Linked DNA regions of Homo sapiens: region 1 is linked to region 2. A link is a loop called in an ENCODE intact Hi-C map of the cell type or tissue named here. Cell type or tissue: PC-3. All regions are shown on one strand. Links, peaks and the distances in the headings refer to the core of each region. The heading gives the core; the rest is flanking DNA.

What was found. Peaks named below come from ENCODE experiments on the same cell type or tissue, not always from the same donor. Only the 100,000 strongest peaks of a DNase experiment are listed, where the experiment ranks them.
Region 1: a loop joins it to region 2, with 3 times the contacts of the local background. A loop is called at or near these places in 5 of 110 quality-filtered maps.

The regions. Positions count from the first base shown.
Region 1 is chr11:9,767,440-9,779,622 of GRCh38, forward strand. The region is part of intron 1 of SBF2-AS1 (SBF2 antisense RNA 1); the gene reads left to right. It overlaps SBF2 (SET binding factor 2), which reads right to left. Exons shown (of 40, transcript NM_030962.4): 40 at 11,229-12,183. Among named protein-coding and RNA genes, the nearest start is that of LINC02709, 14 kb to the left of the region's middle. In PC-3, for the core only: no CTCF peak of the experiment used is centred there; a DNase peak (open chromatin) is centred at 7,552.
Region 2 is chr11:9,832,744-9,844,926 of GRCh38, forward strand. It overlaps SBF2 (SET binding factor 2), which reads right to left. Exons shown (of 40, transcript NM_030962.4): 25 at 9,882-10,027; 26 at 6,755-6,953. LOC101928008 (a long non-coding RNA gene) reads left to right here and starts at 6,399. Exons shown (of 3, transcript NR_120539.1): 1 at 6,399-6,533. It also overlaps the pseudogene RNU7-28P. In PC-3, for the core only: no CTCF peak of the experiment used is centred there; a DNase peak (open chromatin) is centred at 6,388; H3K4me3 peaks cover 461 bases; H3K27ac peaks cover 2,343 bases.

The DNA of each region.
Region 1 (12,183 bases), core at 5,201-10,200, 64 kb before region 2:
CAGCTCATTCATAATAGGTTCCATCATACAGCTGTGAGGGGAGAGACTGAGATTTGGGAGAACATGTGCATGGTCAGGGCTTACCCTGACACCGCACATACTAAAATGCTGGGCAGGTAAATAATAACCAGTTGCCCCCCAACTGGTGAGTCTCAGCCTCCCAGTGTACCTCCTGCTCAGGTGAAGGCTAGTGATGGAGCCGTGGTAGACAAGCCCTATCCCCACCTGCTAAATTCAGCTGCCCTCAGGAAATATGCTGTTAAGAGATGACAGAGATGATATGGTTTGGCTGTGTCCCCGCCCAAATCTCATCTTGAATTGTAGTTCCTATAATGCCCACATGTCGTGGGAGGGACCCAGTGGGAGGTAATTTAATCATGGGGGCAGTTACCCTCATGCTGTTCTTGTGATCCTGAGTTCTCACGAGATCTGATGGTTTTACAAGGGGCTTTTCCCCCTTTTGCTCAGCACTTCTTGTTGTTGCCACCATGTGAAGAAGGACATGTTTGCTTTCCCTTCCACCATAATTGTAAGTTTCCTGAGGCCTCCCCAGCCATGCTGAACTGTGAGTCAATTAAACCTCTTTCCTTTATAAATTACCCAGTCTTGGGTATGTCTTTATTAGCAGCATGAGATAGACTAATACAAGAGAGGTCACGAAAAACAGGTGGAATCCAGGCAGTGGGTGGGCCTACGTCAGAAAGAGTCTGCATGCGTAAGTGCCAGTATCACTAGGGTGTGTATATGTGAGAACATGTATGCCCTTGTTTGTGTTGCATGTGTGTGCACAGGATTATATGTTTGCATGTGTGAGTGTCCCTCTTGGCCTTGCAGCAGCTGCCTCTGCATATCACATTGCACCTATGCCCCTCTGCCTCATCTTATTCTCCCTAGGCCATCCCCCATCCAATTTGCTTGTTCTGAGCTCCTGCCCCCAGTATACAGCTGTTGTACGAATACGATGCAATTGCACAAATCACTGTGGTTCATTATATAGCCCTATTAGTTTCCTATTGCTATTGTAACAAATTACTACAAATTTAGCAGCTTAAAACAATACAGATTTATTCTTACTATTCTGGAGGCCAGAAGTCCAGAATGGTGTTACTGGGCTAAAATCAAGGTGTTGGCAGGGCTATGTTCATTTCTGGAGCTCTGAGGGAGAATCCATTTTCTTCCTTTTACTAGCTTCCAGAGGTTGCCACATTCTTGGCTCACATCTGTCCCCCTTCCATCTTCAAAGCCAGAAATGGCTCATTAAATCTTTCTCCTATTGAGTTTCCTATCGGGTCTTTCTCTGACATTTGCTTCTGCCTCCCACTTCCACTTATAAGGACCCTTGTGATGACATTGGACCGATCCAGGATAATGTCTTGGTCAGCAACCTTAATTTCATATGCAACCTTAATTCCCCTTTGCCATGTAAGATGACATATTCACAAGTTCCAGGGATTACAACATGGACATCTTCAGAGAAGTGGGGGATTATTCTGCTTACAGCAAATAGCCTGGGTCTACTTTAGGTTGTGAGTTCTTTGGGGGCTGAGCTGTACTGTATTCATCCAGAGATTCCTTGGGAGCAATTCAGTGCCCAGTATGCACCAGATGTTTATAATTTATTCAATATATTTGTTCCTTCCTTCCCTCTCTCTTTCACAGCGGTCCACCCCCATCATGGTCTGATAGCCCTCCCAACCTCTCTGGCCTCCCTGCCCATTGTCCCTCACAGGTGCTTCCCTTAGAAAGGAATGGTTCCATATCTGAAAATTAGCTTAGGTTTGAGAACCATTGACTAAAGAGCTGGCCAGCTCTCTAAGAGGAAGGACCTTGCAGAATTGCAGCAAGTATATGTCACAATGATTCCTTCATTTTTTTCCCCCAAAGGGACCTATGGCCATTTAGGTAATCATTCACTAGAGAAATGGGGATAACAAGACATTTTGAGGAGTAGCAGATGCAGAGTTTGAGTTAACATTAACACTTGGAGCCCAAAGCATCATCATGGCCCCTCTTTAAGAGGCCTTTTGGAGATCACTGTGATGTGATATGGCAGAAAAGTCTAGGGGCCTTCAGATGTCCAGTGTGTCAGCAAGAGAGGCCAATGCTGAGCCCCTGAAATGGCACTATTCCTTGAGACCAACTCATCACTTGGGGCAAGTCAACCGCATCAGGCCCTTTCAATTCTGGAAGGGCCAATGGTTCATCTCTACAGGGATAGAGACTTATTCTGGGCATGGGTTTGCCTTTCCTCACCACAGAGCCTTAGTTAGCGTCACTTTCCAGGGATGTACAGAATGCCTGATCCAAAGGCATGGAATTCCACACAGCACAGCACTTAACTGGGGGACAGTATGATAGCAAGGGTCCTATTGAACTATGTATGGTTTGCGGCTGCTGCAGGGCACTTGGGATTCTTCGTGCTCAGAAACCAGCAGACAAGAAGAGTCATCATACTGGCAGGGATAACTGACCCGGATCAACAGGAAGGGGCAAGGCTGCTTCTGGATAATGAGGGCAGGAGGAATGTGTGTGGAGCCCATGTGATCCACTGTGCACCTCCAGGTAGCCCCACTGTAATTGTGAAAGGATATGCAGCAACCCTGAGAAGGGTTTGATTATTTAGCATTTATCCCCTTCCCTCCCCCTCCTCTCACCCCCAGAATGAAGGTTTGGCTCACACCACCAGGTAAGCCACCAACATCTGAGGAGGTTGTTGAGGGTCGGGGGAATTCGGAATAGATAGTGGACGAGGGAGAGAATGAAGGCCAGTTATGGCTCCAAGATTAACTTCATTGGTAGGGGCCGTAGTTAGTCCCACAGACCTCCTGCTTTCTTCTGAGTTCCCCTTGGGAATAGAGGCCCAAGGGAAATGGGGAGGAACTTCTCCCTGAACCTGGTGGAGAGTAAAGATCTGTGTGGCACAAGGGGTAGACTGTGATGTTAACACTATAGTTGTAGTATATTTTAGACAGTTCAAATTATGACTCTTTTTTTAATTTTTATTTTTTTGAGACAGTCTCGCTCTGTCACCCAGGCTGGAGTACGGTGGCATGAACTCAGCTCATTGCAAACACCACCTCCTAGGTTCATGTGATTCTTGTGCCTCACCCTACCAAGTAGCTGGGACTACAGGCATACACCACCACACCTGGCTAATTTTTGTAATTTTGGCAGAGATGGGGTTTCACCATGTTGGCCAGCCTCTTTTCGAACTCCTGGCCCCAAGTGATCTACCTGCCTTGGCCTCCCAAAGTGCTGGGATTACAGGCATGAGCCACCACGTTAGACCATTTTAGCCCTGAATTTTCCTTGATATGATTTGTCCATTAGTATTTGTTGTTGTTGTTGTTGTTGTTGTTGTTGTTGTTGTTGTTTTTGAGACAGGGTCTCGCTCTGTTGCCCAGGCTGGAGTACAGTGGTGCAATCATGGTTCACTGCAACCTCAACCTCCTGGGCTCAATTGATCCTCCTGCCTCAGCCTCCCAAGAAGCTGGGACAACAGGTGCATGCCACCATGCTTGCCTAATTTTTATACTTTTTGTAGAGATGGGGCTTTGCCATGTTGCCCAGGCTGTTCTTGAACCCCTGGGCTCAAGTGATCCATCTGCTTCGGCCTCCCAAATTGCTGTGATTACAGGCGTGAGCCACTGCACCTGGCCCATTAGTTTAAATATATTCATGAGAATAGACCATAATATGTAGCTGGCTGGAGTCTCAGAAAACCTTGGCATGCCTTAATATTTGAGAATCCCATTTCATTTCTTATTAATCTCTTGAGAGCAAAGAAAATCCTATAAATCCTGTCAGAGAATGTCAAGAGTTTGGACCCATGTTTTAGATAGTGACAACTGTCCTAGTGGCTTTTAAATAGCCATCCTGCCCCTGCCATTTAGAATATTTATTTTTGCTCTCAGAAGATATTTAGAAACAAGCAAGGGAAAGGAGCCAAATCATTTACAGATTCATGTAACCAAACCAAAATGAAACCAAGATAAGAATGTTCACAAAAATTTCAACCCAGGAATGTAGAAAAAATTAAATTATGCATGCATTTATTAGTCAGGGTTCTCTAGAGGGACAGAACTAATAGGATAGATATATATAAAGGGCAGTTTAGTAAGTATTAACTCACATGATCACAAGGTCCCACAATAGGCTGTCTGCAAGCTGAGGAGCAAGGAGAGCCAGTCTGAGTCCCAAAGCTGAAGAACTTGGAGTCTGATGTTCAAGGGCAGGAAGCATCCAGCACGGGAGAAAGATGTAGGCTGGGAGACTAGGCCAGTCTCTCTTTTCACGTTTTTCTGCTTGCTTTATATTCTAGCCGCACTGGCAGCTAATTAGATGGTGCCCACCCAGATTAAGGGTGGGTCTGCCTTCCCCAGCCCACTGACTCAAATGTTAATCTCCTTTGGCAACACCCTCACAGACACACCCAGGATCAATACTTTGCATCCTTCAATCCAATCAAGTTGACACTCAGTATTAACCATCACAACGAAGAAAGAAACAAAAGTGAATTTACCAGAGAAGTCATGTCTTGCAGAAAGAACGTGGATTCTGGAGAAACCAGAGTACTCAATCCAGAAAGACACTTGTCTTTAAACCAAAAAAGATAAAAAACCTTTTATCATTCCAGGAGAACGTACAGTCCTTTATTAAAGGTGGCTTTATAACGAAACCAAATCCTGAATAAAGTTGATATAGGAGGAGTTAAGAAATTAGGCAGATAGGGTAAGGAAGTCCTTGGTAAGGTTTTCCTTTTATGAAAAGTAGCTCCCAAATGATTTTCTTTTCTAACAAAGAGCAGCCTGTAAAATTGAGCTGCAGACATAAACAAGGAAGCTAGAAGTTTGCATGGGTGAATGCCAGCAGCTGTGCCAATAGGAAAAGGCTACCTGGGGCTAGGCATATCCAACATGACAGCTCCATCTTCCCTTCTCTTTGCTAGCCACGCATACCATAAGAAGCAGACAAGATGGCACCAGCCAAGCAAAGACCTCATTTGCATAATAAGATTAGGGTGGTGCGGCCAGATTCCCTGGGCACTACGTAATGTCACACCTGGTCCAACCAATCTTTGGGCCCTATGTAATCAATCACCTCCTCAAGCCTGTCTATAAAATCTGTGCACTCCACTGTGGGCCGGAAGTCCCATTTGGGAGCCCATCTCTCTTGAAGGACAGAGCTAGCTGTTCTTTCTCTTTCTTTTGCCTAGTAAACCTCTGCTCTTAAACTCACTCCTTGTGTGTGTCTGTGTCCTTAATTTTCTTGGCATGAGGCAATGAACCTCGGGTATTACCTTAGACAACAACTCCTGTTCAAAGTCAAGAGCTTCTACCAAAAAGGGAGAGGCTTGGCCTGAGAGAAAATGCACCAGGGCAGAAAATGTGAGCCATAGAAACAGAGTGCTCAAAGGGCTCAGGCGAGTATTGCACACTAGTTCCAAGAGTCACGAATTCCTTCTGATATTCTTTTTCAGGTCCTGCTTCTGGACACCATTTATGTCACCCTACATAACAGAGAGGGTCTCTAAAAGAAAATAATATTTATTTAATAGGGCTGTATTAGTCTGTTCTTGCATTGCTATAAAGAAATACCTGGGCCGGGCGCGGTGGCTCACGCCTGTAATCCCAGCACTTTGGGAGGCCGAGGCGGGTGGATCATGAGGTCAGGAGATCGAGACCATCCTGGCTAACAAGGTGAAACCCCGTCTCTACTAAAAATACAAAAAATTAGCCGGGCGCGGTGGCGGGCGCCTGTAGTCCCAGCTACTCGGGAGGCCGAGGCAGGAGAATGGCGTGAACCCGGGAAGCGGAGCTTGCAGTGAGCCGAGATTGCGCCACTGCAGTCCGCAGTCCGGCCTGGGCGACAGAGCGAGACTCCGTCTCAAAAAAAAAAAAAAAAAAAAAAAAAAAAGAAATACCTGACGTCAGGTGTGGTGGCTCATGCCTGGAATCCTAGCACTTTGGGAGGCCAAGGTGGGAGGATTGTTTGAGCCCATGAGTTCAAGAGCATCTTGGGCAATATAGTAAGACCCTGTCTCTATAAAAAAATTAGCTGGGCATGGTGGAGCACACTTGTAGTCCCAGCTACTCAGGAGGCTGAGCTGGGAGGATTGCTTGAGCCCAGGAGGTCAAGGTTGAAGTGAGCTGTCATTGCGCCACTGCACTACAGTCTGGGTGTCATAGCAAGACCCTGTCTCAAAAAAAAAAAAAACAAAACTATAAGAGGTTGAACTGGTTCATGGTTTGCAGGCTGTAAGGCTGTAGAGGAAGCATAGTGGCATCTGCTTCTGGGAAGGCCTCTGGAATCTTACAATCATGGTAGAAGGCCAAGCGGGAACTTTCATGTCACATGGCCAAAGCAGGAGCAAGAGAGTAAGGGGGAAGGTGCCACACACTTTTAAACCTCAGGAGAACTTACTCACTGTCATGAGAATAGTACCAAGTTGATGGTACTAAACCATTCATGAGAAATCCACTCCCATGATCCAATCAGCTCCCACCAGGCCCCACCTCCAGTTGGGGATTACATTTCAACGTGCGATTTGGGTGAGGACACACATCCAAACTATATCAAGGGCATTGCAATGGGAATACCTATATAACACCATAGTAAACTATGTGTGTATTCAGGGAGGTAAAGGAACACAAAGGTTTTTTAAAGGAAAAATGAGGATCATTACATAATTGTTTTGAGATAATTATCCTGGCTACAAGGATCAGTAACAAGGGTGACACTAATCCAAGGCTGGACAGGCAGTTGCTAGACAGATGCCTTCAAAGGAGTAATTTTTGTGTAAGGTTGCAATGGCCTTTGTGCAAGGTTGCAATTTTTGCAGGTTTTTTTTTGATAGTTTTTGTTATCAGGCATTTATGCATGAGTACTCTCTCTTCATAGCTTTCCCTGGCTCAATTTATCAGGCTTTTTTGTTTTGTTTTGTTTTGTTTTGCTTTTTTTTAAACATAAGTGACTCCATTTTGATTCTGACAACTTTAACATTGACAACCATGAAAAGATTTCTCTCAGATCTCTGACTGCAGGGACTGTCATTGACTATTGGCCTCAGCTGGTATATTCTGAAATCTATTACTGTGTTTCCACCAAAACCATGCTTCCCATGGACTGCTCCTAGCCAATGATTGAGCATGGTGGGGATCCTAGGAAGGCCCATTCTTGGAATATGTGGGATTCCCCTGATGGCTCAAGGACTTCTTATCTGCCTTGCTGAACTTCCTTAGAACTGCACTGCACTCCAAGTCTCCTCCACTCATCTTTGCTTCCCTTTCTTTTTCACAAGGATTACACCAGCATCATCGTCTCTTGGCTCTTCCAGCCTCCCCAGAGTTCCTGCCTATCAGGCATCTGCTTCTCAGAGGACTGAGACACATTCCTGTTACTCCAAGAACAATTCTGTTACCAAGGACCAATGCTGTGGTCCGTGGACCAGCAGCACTGGCCTCATTAGAAACGCAGAATGTCAAGCCCCACCCCAAACCTACTGAATCAGAATCTCATTTTAACAAGATGATTCATGTATGCATTACAATTTGAGATGCACTGATTTAGATGATTTGGATTTTTCAGCAAATCCTTTAAATCTCAGTTTGGAAACTGAGTCCTTGCCAAGGTAAATATTTGGAATCACAAAGTAACAGATCATCTGCGTCCTGCATTTTTATAAGTCAAAGCCCAGCAAAGTTAAGGGACTGATTCAAGGTCATAGATTACATTAGAAGAGAGCCAGCACTAGAAGCCAGGTCTCTTGCCACCCAGCTCTTCCCTACCCCCGCAGGCTCTGCTGTGAGCAGGCTATTTGCTGTAAATATGCATTGTTTAGTGTGGTAGCAGTGGAAATAAGGCTAGTTGTGGTAGAGTACAAAATATATTTGTCCTTTGTTCTGGGTTCCTGGCGCACAGTGTCTAAAACCCTAGAAATTCCCTAAGTGATAGTTTGTTATTCCTAACACACCCCACCCTTTAGGAGTATCTTTTGCTATTCATAACTGCCCTTCGCAACACCTGAGTTTATGCTAACAAGGTGATTCAGGGTGGGGTCCCTAGCTAGGTTAAGGATGTGGGCTGGTCATCTGAAAGACCAAACAAGTGAATAGAGGGTGGGAACTTTCAGCCACCCCCAACCTCGGGGGAGGGAGGGTAACTTGAGACTGGGTTGTAAAAACTCTTGAATAATGAGATAAGGAGTGCCTCTGGGTTGGTGAACACATCAGATGCTGGGCAGGTGGTGTGTTGCCTCCCTCCATACCATGCATCTCTTCCCTTTGGCTGATCCTGAGGTGTATCCCTTAGAAATAAGCTGGTAAATGTAAGTAAAGTGTTTTCCTGAGTTATATGATTTGTTCTGGCAAATTACTGAACCTGAGGAGGGGGGATTGTGGAAACCTTCATATTTATAGCTGGTTGGTTAGAAGTTCTGGTGGCCCTTGGAACTTGCAACTAGTGTTTGAAGTGGGGGCAGTCTTGAGGACAGACCTGAACTTGTGGAGTCTACGCTAAATCCGGGGAGTTAGTGTCAGACTTGAACTGAATTGTTGGATGTCCAGTTGATGTTGGAGAACTGGTATAGAAACATGACATGCATTTGTTTTATCAGAAATGGCCTCTGAAAAAAAAATTAGTCCAAACTCAGATGTGCTGTAAGTATAAAATACACACTAGATTTTGAGGATTTAGTATGAACAAGGAATATATTTCATTAATTTTTTTTGGTATTGTTTACTCATTAAAATATTTTTGATATATTGGAGTAAACATATGGTAAAAACAAATATATTAAAATTAATGTCTTTTTTTAACTTGAAGATATCTATGGGGCTTGCATTATATATGTTTGATGGTGCTGCTGTAAACCCTATCTCTTCGTCAACACTGCTTTATTCACTGCTTAATTCATAGCTTTGGCTGGCATTGCTGAGGGCACTTCTCTGTTATCAGCTTGGGATCTTTCAGAAATTCTTTATGGGATGATAGGGCTACTTAGTAACTCTTACAAGAATCCCTGATTAAATACCTATAAATGTCAGTTTCCCTTGAGAAGCAAATGTGCCATGTTATTAGCAGTTTAAGCTCTAGCTCTGGAGTGGAGACAATAGAGTGAAGGGGTTTGGGAGGTGGGAATAAAGGATTTGGGTCAAAGGGGTTGGGAAGTGACTTATGCTATGTGCTCCTTTGAGTTTGCATCTTTCAAGAGCCCATTATTAGAAGGGTTTTGTCACTGGGACCACAGAAGGAAGGGCCCTGTTAAGGCTTCTGCAGGTTGCCAAGCCCTGGTCTTTCTCCCTTGGAACTGTAAAGCAAAAAAGTATATGAGACAGGTCTCAATCAATTTAGAGATTTATTTTTCCAAGGTTAAGGATCATGACCCAGGACACAGCCTCAGGAGGTCCTGAGAATACAAGCCCAAGGTAGTTGGGTTAAAGGCTCTTGTTTTTATATGTTTTAGGGAGACATAAGACATCAACCGACACATGTGAAGTATACATTGATTTGGCCTGGAAAGGCAGAAGCTTACAGGTCACAGGTGGATTCAAAGATTTTCTGATCGGCAATTGGCTGAAAGAGTTATTATCTAAAAGGCTGAAATTAATTGAAAGGAGAGTCTGGGTTAAGATAAGGGGTTGTAGAGACCTAGGTTCTTAGGTAGATGAAGTCTCATAGGTGGCTGCCCTTAGAGGCAACAGATAGCAAATATTTCCTATTCAGACCTTTAATAAAAGGTACTAGACTCTTAGCTAATCTCTTCAGGATCAGAAAAACACCGGGGAAGGGAAAGGGATCCTCTACAGAATGTAAATCCCCTCCCCCCGCACAAGATACAGCTTTGCAGGGCCATTTCAAAATATGTAAAAGGAATGTATTTTGGGATTAAAAAAGCTTTGATTTCCTTCAGGGCTTGCTATCTGTTGTGTGATGCTATACTAGAGTCAGGTTGGAATTTGGTATTTTATTGTGACAGTCTATTTTGTCAGTCTTAAGATCTGTTTTAATGTTAATGCTGGTCTGTTGTGTCTAAACTCCAAAAGGGAGAGGGTATAAAGAGGCATGTCTACCTCCTTGCCCGAGCATCATGGCTGGAACTCGTTTTTCAGGTTTCTCTGGAACCCCCTTGGCTGAGAGGGGGTCCATTCAGTCATCTGGGGGGCTTGGAATTTTATTTTTGTTTACAGAACCCAGTATTCTCCCCGTTCACAGTTAAGACCTGAGGAATGAAGGGCATCCAGATACTGACGCTGTGAACACAGCTTCTACTCAACCCCTAATCCCAGTTGTCTCCCTCCTGACTGAATCTCAGGGACACGGCAATGTGTAATGGTAGCTGTTGAGAGGCCTAGGACCAAGGAAAGGCTTGAGGGCCCTTGGCTAGATCAGCATGCTCTTGAGACTGAGGAGAACCGAAAGCTCAAGGGAATATGTCACTATCTATCTCACCTTGAGCCTCAGTGGCTATTTGGGATCCTCTTGCTTGGCTCAGAGGACTCTGGATGTCAAAGGACTTAAAGGCTCTGCCCTAGATGAAAACTTGCATTCTCTGTTGGCTACATGAGGTAAACTCATGGGCTTAACCAAGGAAGTACTGTCTAGAACTGAAATCACTGATCATTTGTACTGTTTAACAATTCCGTTTGGGAGGCCGAGGAGGGTGGATCACGAGGTCAGGAGATTGAGACCATCCTGGCGAACACGGTGAAACCCCATCTCTACTAAAAATACAAAAAATTAGCTGGGCGTGGTGGTGGGCCCCTGTAGTCCCAGCTACTTGGGAGGCTGAGGCAGGAGAATGGTGTGAACCCGGGAGGTGGAGCTTGCAGTGAGCCGAGATTGCGCCACTGCACTCCAGAACTCCAGAGCCTGGGCAACAGAGTGAGACTCTGTCTCAAAAAAAAAAAAAAAAAAAAAGTTCCCTGAAGCAGAAAAATCTGCTGCTCAAACAGACTTCAATGTCTCATGCCTAAAATTTTCACAAATTACCATATACTCTGGGTGGTGGAATGGACCCAGAATAGGTAAGGGACTTAAGCAATTTCAAACAGCTTATTAGAGACAGTGGTAGGAGTGGCAGCACATATGAGAATCTTGGCCTCAAGTCTCTTACCTAAACTCTGCAGAAGTGTGTCTGGAACCCAGAAGCTCATGCTAACATGTCCAGTATCCCTAGTTACTTCTTGAGCAAAGGGCAGTGATGACATTAGGAGAATGAAGGAACAAAGTGGGTCATGCTTTGTTTTATTCTTGAACCTTTAGTCCCATGTATGAATCCTGAGTGTTACCCTCCTGAATGCTGTGCACTACAGAATGAACTTTAGTTCACAGTAAATGAGGGATGCTTTTTCTTAAGAAATAAATTTAATTCAAGGTGGTTAGTGAATGTGAGGCAATGTAATGCCTTCACGAAAGTTAAAGTAATCCAGTTACAAAAGAAGCACTGTGTATAGTCTCAAATAGCTGAAGGTACAATGGGCTCCATATTTTACAAAGTACAAAAAATTATTTCATATACAAAGAAAAATACAAATAATGTGCAAAAACCATTTTCACAGGTGGCAATTTATAAAATGGAAATGATAGAAAAGTCCTTCATTCTTAATTATCCCCAGATTTCTTATATATTAACACAGTTCTATTTCCTAGTGTGTGGACAATTTTAAATTTGAAATTCTGATTTATTTTTAATCTACAAAGTATTTTTATTTTTTAAAAGGGAACCATTTCATTATTGAAATCTTATGAATGCATCAGTTAATTTATATTAAATTATAAGCAGGCTATCTGAAAAACAAGGATATAGAAATCATATATACACATTTTTGAAATATTAGTTTAGTATTTAACATATTAACATTTCAAAACAAATGCAATGATCTAGCTACCTATGACGCCAGCTGGTGTCAGTGGTTGTAGCGAAGATGCTGTTTCTGTTTACCATGAGCAAACAGCATTTCTTGGGTCTTAAGCTAAACAATCACAAGTTATCAAAGTAAAGAAAATCTAAAGACAGTTCTTACTTTTCATGTGTAGAAGTGTAGTTTGGGTATCCAGTCATGCCACAGTGTGACTGTGGTCAACACAGCCCTTGTCACAGGTGCGTATGGTCCTAAATAGCTGGCCTCTGTCTTTCCAACATCTTCACTTCATTGGGAATTCAGTGCAAGTGTTTGTTTTGTG
Region 2 (12,183 bases), core at 3,436-8,435:
ATATTTCAAATATGGAACTTAGTTTCAACTTCTGAATTCTTCAGGGATTGAGAAGAAAATCCCTAGATGGTGAAAATAGCTAACTCATCCACTGATCTGTAGTCTTTTTTGAAAAGAGCCCCATTCACTGATATTGCAGACTTCTGTTGAATAAACTTAGAAAATAAAAATATTATGTAGAATTCTTTAAAAGGCCTCTGTTGAACTATTTCCCTTGCCTTATACATTACTTTTCCACAACTTGAAATAAAGATCGTAAGATTACCAGATTAATGTCAACTTTATGAGAATGACAAGTCAAATTGTAAACAATTCATAGATCACTGAGATGACATTAGAGAATACAGCATGCCAATATTAGACTGCCTGAGATGGTGAAAGGCTTAAAAACCAAAACCAAATTATTTTTGGCATGAGAACAATTTGTTCAAATGTCAAATGAGTTTAAATAGTTAATAACACTACATGTTGATACTTATTTTAAAAGATTAGCTTATAAAGTTACAGGATATGATGCTGGGAAAATAACATGTAAGAGTACACACAGATTAATAAATGCAAGAAGACAGGCAGGTTTCAGAGTCATTTCTTTTTTTTAGTTTAATTAGAAATATTACACAAAACAGATTTTATATTTATAACCTCCTAACCACTAATCCTATATCTTTTTTTTGGTGATTTTTTTTTTTTTTTTTGAGATGCAGTCTCGCTCTGTCGCCCAGGCTGGAGTGCAGTGGCACGATCTCGGCCCATTGCAAGCTCCGCCTCCCGGGTTCACGCCATTCTCCTGCCTCAGCCTCCCGAGTAGCTACGACTACAAGCGCCTGCCACCATCCCTGGCTAATTTTTTGTATTTTCAATAGAGACGGGGTTTCACCGTGTTAGCCAGGATGGTCTCGATCTCCTGACCTCGTGATCTGCCCACCTTGGCCTCCCAAAGTGCTGGGATTACAGGCATGAGCCACCGTGCCCAGCTGGTGATTTATAAATTTTGGGAAAATATACCTAACATAAAATTTATCATGCTATCCTTTTTTTTTTTTTTTTGAGATGGAGTTTCACTGTTGCCCAGGCTGGAGTGCAATGGCGTGATCTCAGCTCACCGCAACCTCTGCCTCCGGGGTTCAAGCAATTCTCCTTTCTCAGCCTCCTGAGTAGCTGGGATTACAGGCATGTGCCACCACGCCTGGCTAATTTTGTATTTTTAGCAGAGACAGGGTTTCTCCATGTTGGTCAGGCTGTCTCGAACTCTCAACCTCAGGTGATCCACCTGCCTCGGCCTCCCAAAGTGCTGGGAGTACAGGCGTGAGCCACTGCGCCCGGCCCATGGTATCTTTTTATTTATTTTATTTTTTATTTATTTTTTGAGACACAGTTTCGCTCTTGTTGCCTAGGCTGGAGTGCAATGGTGCGATCTTGGCTCACTGCAACCTTCGCCTCCTGGGTTCAAGCAATTCTCCTGCCTCAGCCTCCTGAGTAGCTGGGATTACAGACATGTGCCACCACACCTGGCTAATTTTGTATTTTTAGTAGAGATGGGGTTTCTCCATGTTGGTCAGGCTGGTCTCGGACTCCTGACCTTAGGTGATCTGCCCGCCTCGGCCTCCCAAAGTGCTAGGATTCATGCTATCCTTTTTTATGTGTACAAACCAGTGGCATTTAGTACATTCCCAATGTTATGCAACTACCACCACTATCCATTTCCAGAACTTCTTATCCCTTATCTTGATAAGAACCAGTGCTGACAGGAGGGAAAGGAAATCTAGTTTATGGTCACATAAATCATAACCTTCAACTACTTTACTGAATGCCAAATTAACTTTCCATACTTAACCAATGATAACTTGGAAGCATTCTGAAAGCCTAGGGCTTTGGTGATCTAGGAAGCTGTGGCCTGAATTTTTGTAATACCACAAACTGATGAAAAGACCAAGCTATAGACATAATCACTCATGAAGACTGAAAAGGCAGTTCCATAATTAGGACCCTCTATCTCCACTTGAATATCAGTTTTTCCCAACTTGCTTCAAGATACAATGTGTATTAGACAGGGAAATAATGTTTAATGGTTCCAGGAGCTACTTCAATAATCGGTAAAGAACGAGCACACTCCTTCACTCCCTGCCCCCTGTAGTGAGCCATCTCCTTCCACTGTGAATGAGCACTACACACAGACCATCCTCTGTTACATACAAGATCTATGGCTCTCTCCTGCTTCCTGACATGGGCTTGCATGACAGCTGGAGAGCCCCTCATGCTGGGGCAAATTGTGTGAAGCCTAAAGACCAAGAGAAGCTACTCCCAGTACCAGTCTCATTTCGTAATGAAAGATATCAATTTCCCTGCCACCCATCCTAACCCACTACTCAGAGCCTTCAGCTCTGGGCTCCACAGTTAACTCTCAAGAGGTAGACTAGGCTTCAGAAGCTGTTGTGGAAACTTTTTAATTCAAGCATAATTCACATACAAATGCTCAAAACCTAGGTGATATCACTACCACCTAGGTCAAGAAATTGACCACTACAAGCATCCAAGATCTAGTATTTCCTCCAAGTCACTATTTATTCTTCTTTCTTAAAGATTACCACTATCCTGCCTGGCATGGTGGCTTACACCTGTAATCCCAGCACTTTGGGAGGCCCAGCTGGGAGGATGGCTTGAGCCTAGGAGTTTGAGACCAGCCTGGGCAACATAGTGAGACCTCTTCTCTACAAAAATAAATAAATAAAATAAAAAGAAAATTAGACAGGTTTGGTGGCATGCGCCTAGTCCCAGCTACTCAGAAAGCTGAGGTGGAAGGATCGCCTGAGCCAGGGAGGTTGAGGCTGCAGTGAGTTGGAATCACATCACTGCACTCCAGCCTGGGAGACAGAGCAAGACCTTGTCTCAAAAAAAAAAAAAAAAGATTACTACTATCCTGACTAACAATGTGGATGAATTTTGCTTCTTTTTGAATTCTAGATAAAGGGAATCAACAGAGTTTATTCTTTCATGTTTGGCTTCTTTTGCTCAATATTATGTTTATGAGATCCATCCGTGTTATTTGTACTCACGTGTAGTTTGTTCATTTTCATTACTGTATTTCACTGTGTGAGTATGATACCATTTATCTATTCTCTTGTTGATTTTGAGTAGTTTCTAGTTTTTTTAATTATTAAGAATGTTGCCATGAACATTCTTGTAGATGTCTTTTGGGAGCACATATGTATTTCTGTTAGAAATTCTACTCCACCTAAGAGGAGAATTTCTAGGAATTAGGTTATGAATATGTTCAGTAGATGTTTAAATGTTTAGACAGCATTAGACAACTTTCCAAAGTTATTTAACCAATTTATAGTCCTTTTTACTCTCTTGATGATATCTCCTGATATACAGAAGTTCTAAATTTATCAATTTTTTACTTTATAGATAATGTTTTTCCTATCCCAAGAAATCTTTCCCTATACCTCAAGGTCATGGAGACATTCTCTTATCTTCTAGAAGCTTTATTGTTTTAAGCTTATTTGCTTTAACCTTAATAACAAACCTATTGTTTTATTGTTTTAACCTTTTACATATAGATCTATAGGTCAATGGGAATAGGTCAAGATTAATTTTTCCCAGCATCCTTTATTGAAAAAACATCTTCTATCCACTGCTCTTAAGTGTTATTTTTATCTTAAATCAAGTATCCACATATGTTGGGGTGTTTCTGTTTAATATATTCCCTATTTTGCTCCACTGGTCCGTTTGTCCATTCTTGTGTCAGTCCTATACTGTCTTAATTACTGTAGCTTTATAAAAACTCTTGACATCCTATAGTATTATTCTGTAAGACTATCTTGGCTACTCTGCCTTCCACATTTTTATGTAACTCTTAGAATTACCTTTTCAGTTTCCATTAACATTTTGCTGAGATTGGGACTGATTCTATAGAACAATTTCAGGAAATTCAGTTTTAGAATACTGAATATTCTAATCTAAGAACCTGAAATATCTACTTATTTAGCTCTTCAATGATCTTCAATATTGTTTTAAGTATTCCATGTAGAGGTCTTGCACTGGTTATTAGATTCATCCCTAAGTAATGTTTTTTAGTGCTACTGTAAATAGTAGGAATAATACCAAAATAGCATCACTTTTTGAAAATTTCATTTTGTAATAATGTTTTTAGTATATATATAATTATTGTAAATGACCTTGTACTAGTGACCTTATCAGTGACCTTGTACTAAATCCACTTAATAATTTTAAAAGTTTATTGGCAGATTCCTACAGATTTTCTACATGTGCATTTTGGTCATCTGTGAGTAATGGCAGTTTTATTTCTTTCTTTTCAATTTTTATACCTTTTATTACTTTTCTAGTCTCTTTGCACTGCCTAAGACCTCTAGTACAACACTGAATAGAAATGGTGATAATGGGCATCCTTGTCAGGATTTCAGAGAAAAAGCTTTTAATATTTTATTTATTTCTAAGATAAGTAATTTCCTGTGTAGGATTTTTAAGACAGAAGATTAAGGAGCTACCCACTGTTCCACTGTAGACTTCTCTGAGGCCTTCAGGGCGCTACTCATGGGAGCTCATTCTTACTCTCTTTTGCTGAGAGCTTTTTTCTAAAGATCACAAATGTGACAAAAAATACAGAATTTACATAAATAAATTTACATAAATAAAACTCATAAGTGTACTTTGCATTTGCAAAATGCTTATCTTTATATAATAAACTTCTTTTTAATTCTGTTAATGTGGTAAATTACACTGACTGATTTTCAGATGTGAAACCAGTACTCTATTCCTACAATAAACTCCACTTGATCTTAATGAATTGCTGTGTGTAAAATAAACCTTTTGTCATTATCAACCATCCTTTCTTACTGCTTTTAAAGTCTACTTTGATATTCATATAGTGACAACAACTTTTTTTAAAGGTAGTTTTGCGTGGTATATTTTTTCTATCCTTTTACTTTCTACCTTTTTATATACTTGTATATTAGATTTGTCCCTTAAAAGCAGCAGAAAGCTTTTTTTTTGGAGACGGAGTGTTGCTCTGTCACCAGGCTGGAGTGCAGTAGCTTGACCTCGGCTCACTGTAACCTCCACCACCAGGGTTCAAGTGATTCTCCTGCCTCAGCCTCCCAAGTAGCTGGGACTACAGGCACAAGCCACCATGCCCAGCTAATTTTTGTATTTTTAGTAGACACAGGGTTTCACCATGTTGGCCAGGATGGTCTCCATCTCTTGACCTCGTGATCTGCCTGCCTCGGCCTCCCAAAGTGCTGGGATTACAGGCGTGAGCCACTGAGCCCAGCCACTTTTTTTTTTTTTTTTTTTTTAAAGCAAACCCTGATCTCTTTCTTTGAATTGGAACATTTAGTCAATTAATAATTAATGCAATTATGGATATATTTGAATTTAAATCTACCATCTTACTACTTGTTATTTATTCCATTTGTTCTATGTCCCCTTTTTTTTCCTTTCTTGCCTTCTTTTGGATTATTTTTTATTATTCCATTTCCTTCCTGCTAATAACTTAATGGATATATATTACTTTTTACCATCATAAATGCTTTATAACCAGTGTTCTAATAAGTCATCTATTAAAATTTTATTTTACTTCTGACAGATTGGAATGATAAATGAGTCTGTTTTCTCAATGGCTGGCATAATTTTGATAGCAAACTTTCCAAACAGCAGGACATCACACCCCGACAACATGACTCATCTTCAGAGAAAATTTAGTTAGAATGACGGAGAATTCCAGAAAAATTACTGCATACTCAGAGTGCCAATTTTTCAGAACTTCATGCAAAATGTTTATTTGGCCACAATCTCAAAACTATATTCCCAACTTGTTTCTGAAGTTTCATATTAATATTTGTAAACTTAAATTGCCATTTAAAATGACATATCTATCTTCAAGAGCAACAGGGTTGAAAGTAACATTAAGATAACTTTCTAAAATATGTACAAAGCTTACAATTTACAAAGTGATTTCAGAGCTGTTTAAGCAGGAATTTATAAATGCAAAGAAAAATCTTACCTGGAGATGAAAATGACTAAACTTGTGGATGGTGAAAATGTAATTTTAGAAAATATATATTTACATATAGTAAAGCATGGAATAAGACTCAACATATTTGAAAAACAGTGAGAGATGACAAGAACTGAAAAAAGAAAATGCCTCTTTATTTACATCCTTTAAGTAATATTCCCTTGAAAACATTCCAATTAGACCGCATAAGAAAGCCTTGCCTACACCTGGGTCAGCAAATTATAGCCTGTGGGCCAAAACTGGCCATGCCTACTCATTTCCTTACTGTCTGTGGCTGCTTTTGCGGCACAGTTGAATAGCTGCAACAAGAGACTCTATGGCTCATAAACTGAAAATATTTACCAACTGACCCTTTATAGAAAGAGTTTGTGGCTCCCCAGCCTACAAAAGACTTTCATGTCCTCTATTGGGCTGGGAAAATCCTGTTCTTCAAGTTATCTTTAGTCATGCTAGAAAAGAAGCAAACTGGGAAGAGAAAGACAAGAGAAATTCATAGGGGGTGAGTACTTTACCTTTCACCTTCTCACCTACTAGAGGTACTTTCAGTAAGGTAATTGTTCCGAGAATGCCAATGAGATGCTTGCTCGTATCCTGGAGACCTTGTTCTTATTTTCAGGCATTTTTATCTATCTCAGGGCTATGGATGCAAATGGCCTATTAAAGATTCAAATAAGAAGAAAGGAAGGAAGACCTCTTTTTGGAGCCCACTGACACACTTACCTCCGGCAGAGTGAATACATCCTGTTGGAGGCAGTAATTCTAAAATACTCGGGTCTTGAACGGGAAGAGCTGCCACTTATGGTTCCTAAACCTAAACGCTGATAGTCTCTGAAACAAGCTTTTTCCACCAACTGTTCCATTGTAGACTTCTCGGAGGCCTTCAGGGTGGTACTTGTGGGGAGCTCACTCTCATCTGAAACTGTGATGGTAGAGACAGATATCGAAGAAATGATTAGCTCAAAGCAATTGAGGTCTTCAGGGTAGTACCTGTGGGGAGCTCACTCTCATCTGAAACTGTGATGGTAGAGACAGATATCAAAGAAATGATTAGCTCAAAGCAATTGAGGCCTTCAGGGTAGTACCTGTGGGGAGCTCACTCTCATCTGAAACTGGGATGGTAGAGACAGATATTGAAGAAATGATTAGCTCAAAGCACAGGATTAAAAACTTCCTTTTGGGCTGGGTGTGGTGGCTCACGCCTGTAATCCCAGCACTGGGAGGCTGAGGTGGGCGGATCACAAGGTCAGGAGTTCGAGAGCAGCCTGACCAACATGGTGAAATCTCATCTCTACTAAAAATACAAAAAATTAGCCAGGTGTGGCGGCAGGCACCTGTAATCCCAGCTACTCGGGAGGCTGAGGCAGGAGAATCACTTGAACCCGGGAGGTGGAGGTTGCAGTGAGCTGAGACCGTGCCACTGCACTCCAGCCTGGGCAACCGAGCGAGACTTTGTCTCAAACCCCGCCCCCAGCCGCAAAAAAAAAAAAAAACAAACCCGCTACTTTTGAAGAAGACTCTTACACCAAGACAGGTTTATATTAGGATGACAAGTATTATGTATATCACAAATTAAATCATGTAACTTCTGTGAGGAATCACACTTAAATAAACATAAATTAAAAGTGTAATGAATAGTCAAGAAATAAAATATCAGTAATTCAACTAAAAAATGTCAGGAAAATAATACCATTTAAATAATTTCTAAAAACAATATAATTTTGAATTCATTACCTACACTGTTCTGTTTCATGAAGGCTTGCTTATTGTCAAATTGCAGTGATTTCTATTTAGGACTCTATAAAAACACCCAAAGTTTGTCAGAGGCTAACCCATCAGTAAAATTTATCTTTCATAAAATCACTATACAAACTCATCATCCAGATTTCAGTTTACTTTTCAGACTATAAACTTTTATTAGAAATTTCTGGATTAACCAGAAGTTCACTAGAGGGAAAAATAACTTTATTTCCTCAGAGAGGTATAAAGGAGTTACACTTTTTTCCTGGAAATATTTTTGTTAGAGGATGTGGTGTACGTGGGAAATCCCCTCACAGTTTTACAATCACAGGTTACAGAATCCTTTACAATTTTAGATGTGGAAGAATTTACTCAATAATCAAATATTTTAGGGAGGCTTTTTTTTTTTTAAAGAACATTCCTAATTGGTACTGCATGTTCTAACTGGGGAAAAAAAAAATCCATGTTAAAAACTGTCCTAATTTACTTCCCTATTTATTTTGAAAGTAAGAGACATCAAATCAAGCTTTCAAAGTTTTTGAAAATGTACTCAAAGTACTAATGTGCAGGCAAAGATATGGCCCTCTTTCATTAAAATATATTTTAAAAAAGCAGAACATCAACAATTAAGTGTTTCAATTTGTGAACTTCAATTCATGTTTCCATTTGTGAACTTCACAATGCAATATCATCAGGTATCAATTCTGTGTTGGCCTTTAATTTTCAGAGGAGCAAAGAACATTATATAATTTGGTCTTTTAGTAGAATAATTATCATAGAATAATAGGTTTTGTTCCATGAAATATAAAAAAAATTGAGTTAGAAGAGTCAATAGTGATGGGTAGCGATAATATTTTTATGGTTTGACACATGACTGTGAAAAGATCAGGGTTCCAACAAATGGGTGTGGTGTTATTTCAGTGATATAATGGTGGGTATTTTCATTGCCCCAAAGGCAAGCTTGTATGTACATGTTCTCACCCAGGGCATGCATACATACATACAAAACCACATAGGTTCTTTTTTTTTTTTTTGAGGCAGAGTCTTGCTCTGTCCGACCCAGGCTGGAGTGCAGTGGTGCAATCTCGGCTCACTGCAACCTTCTCCTCCCAAGTTCAAGCAATTCTCATGCCTCAGCCTCCTGAGCAGTAGGGACTACAGGCGCATGCCACCATGCCTGGCTAAAATTTTGTATTTTCAGTAGCAACAGGGTTTCGCCATGTTGGCCAGGCTGGTCTCGAACTCCTGGCCTCAAGTGATCTGCCTGCCTCAGCCTCCCAAAGTGCTGGGATTACAGGCATGAGCCACTGCGCCTGGCCCACATAGGTTCTTTATCCCAGCAACTGAAAATGGAGACCGGTTAGCCAGTGCTTTCTCTGAAGATGAGGTTTCTTTTTTAAAATGTTGTTGTTGTTAGTAGTAGTTTTTGCAAAACCACCGGTGACTGATTCTAAGATCCTGAGGGGAAAAAAAGGGTGTAATGGCATTCTGCCTCCCATTATATCAGCTTCTCTGTAGTGCTGATTCCATAGCATATTTGATACTGGGTTAAGAATGGGAAACAGTCACTCAGAGATTTTGCTACTAGCTTTCTGCCTCTATTTTTCCCACTGAGAGATATTGTAGCTGTTCTTTCAAATATTTAGCAAGTATTTTTTCTTATGACCTAAGTATTCCTTCATCTTAGGTCCCCCATTTTGATTAAGAGCACCAACAATGTTCTTACCAAAAACTGAAATCTTCAACTTGAAATGTTCAATGTCCTTACCTTAAATTCTTATTCTAGAAGGATAAGATACAGGGGACTACTCTATACCTAAATTTCCCATGCAGTGGGGTTCCCTTCTTTCTTCTTTTAATGAGACACACATAAAAATGACCAATTAGCTGTATGAATTTAGTAAAGAAGTATAATTTAACAAAATATTACCTGAACAATGGGATATTGGGAAAATATTTTTCCCCCAGTTCTAAGAAGCTGGTAAGTGCTTCCATCTTCTCATGAGATCTAGGTTTTTGTGAATCAAGATGTAAGTGCAACTACATCTGAGTCTCTTATTCATATAAGAAATAAAGTTGAATAATGAAGGAAATTCAAGTTTTCACATACCAGATACATCATCATCTTCATTCCATCCAGGACGATTTACTCTTTCTTCCACAATTGTCCCTGTCTTCTTCTTCAGTAAATATTGCCGCCCAATTGTCATTTTCCCTGCCCTTTTGGCACCTTTCACAATTGTTTTTGAGAAGGTACTACAAGTCATAAAACCAAAGAGAATGTCAACTTAATATAAAAGCACTACTTGTATTGTTGACACCTACTTAGCTCAAATTGTTTCTTCTCCTTTCCCACAGCCACTACTGGTCCAGACTCTTGTTAAGCCTCTCCTTCTTTAGGTTACTTTTAATATGGCAGTAGACTAATTTCCCATAAAACACCACTGTCATCAGGATACTGTCTTAGGAAAAACGTGCAGGAAAATGTAAAGTGAGACACAAACTACTTATCACCCCAAATCTAAACTCCTTGGTTTAGCTTGTCGGGGAGGACTGCCCTGAACCCACTCTGGTTATCCTCATGCCACTGTCCCTACCACAGTTCCCACAAAGCATGCTTGTTGGAGTCCTCCTACATGGAAAGCCAGCCTGCCCACTTCTCTACTTACTCAAACTCTCTTTCTACCAACTCACAAGCCTTTCTTTGAGATCATATGGCCTTCATAGTTGGCAACACATTTGCTTATTTCTTAACTGTTTTAAGTGTGTATATGTGATGTCCTGACTCTAATTAGCTGTAAACTTTAAGAAGCATAGAAAAATAATATAATTCCCCTTTTTTGAAGGAGAAAAATAAGAAATCAGAAACTTGAGTATCCTTTTGAGAATCAGCTTTAATTAAAGGGAAACTAAGATGTAATGGACCTAGAAGTACTTTATTTATTCAAACAATTTAACCCTTCTTGCTGACAGAAAATCTAGGCAATCCAGAGAATTAAACAGAGAACCTATTTCCTGACTAATCAGATGGAGGTGAAGACTCTGAAGACTGTTCTTGATTATATTCTTCTCTATCACAAAGAACTCTTCTGGTGTTTTCTTGCCATTCAGTAAAAAGTGATAAGGCTTCTTTTATTATCAAATAGTTTCACCAGACTCCATCTTTAGTTATTTGCAATGTAAACCTGAAGGTTATGAAACATGTTTGAGATAACAGCTGGGAATCATAAAATACTGATATTTCCTAAATTAAACTTATTGTAAATCACTTGTGTAACTTTTATTTTTTAATTTTTATTAGTGGGCTTTCTGGCAAAAACTGGAAAGTCTGCTAGACAAATTCTAAAAGAGCTGTAACACTAGGTGTAACTTAAACTCAATGGGATTTTTGAAATTTTTTCCCAGCTAAAGCTATATATATCTTTTGTTTCATATACCCAGGCAACTCTTAAAATTTTTAAATTGCTACATCTCTGTTGCAGCTGATATAACAGGCTTGATACAGGTATATATTTCTGAAACTAATATAAATATACATGTTTCTGATAGTTTCTAAATGTAAAATACCACACAAAGCTTTGTCTCTTCCATTGAAGGCTGAGATAACAAACATCATAGGCTCCTCTCCGACCCTATGGTGCTAAGACAAGATGCTTGGTCCACTGCTGTAAATCCCTAGGAACTTGCTCATGCTTCAGCATACCATACCTGGATATTACCTGGTAAGCAAAGCTAGACAGGTGGCTAGCTGTGCAACTGAGAAATAATATACTGTCTGGAACCTCAAATTTTCTATAATCCCCAATCTACCCTTCTTTCAGGCAAAGGAAGGGCCTCTTTTCCAAAGTCTGCAAAGCTCTCCCTAGTATTGTAATTTGTATTGGCAGATGCCCGAATTCTACATGGTTAACAGTGAATGAAATTTTAGCCCTTATATTTTATCACCGATGGAAGATAACTTAAAACTATTGTTATTTCGTCATAACTGAAGTTTAAAACTTTCAACATAAATTTCTAAAAACTTTCTAGAAAATAAGGGTTCATACTAAAGAAATATGACAACTAAATGCAATGCCTGATCCTGGATTAGATCCTGGACCAGGAATAAAAAAGTTAGGTACTAAACTAAAAAAGGATCATTAACACAATGTGAATATAGACTCTGGGTTAGATAAAAGTTTTATATTAATTAAATTTTCTGGCTTTGATTACTGTGCTTATATAAGATAATGCCGGACAAGGGGAGGGATAGCATTAGGACAAATACCTAATGCATGCAGGGTTTAAAACCTAGATGATGGATTGATGGCTGCAGCACACCACCATGGCACATGTATACCTATGTAACAAACCTGCACGTTCTGCACATGTATTCCAGAACTTAAAGTATAATAAATAAATTTAAAAAACAA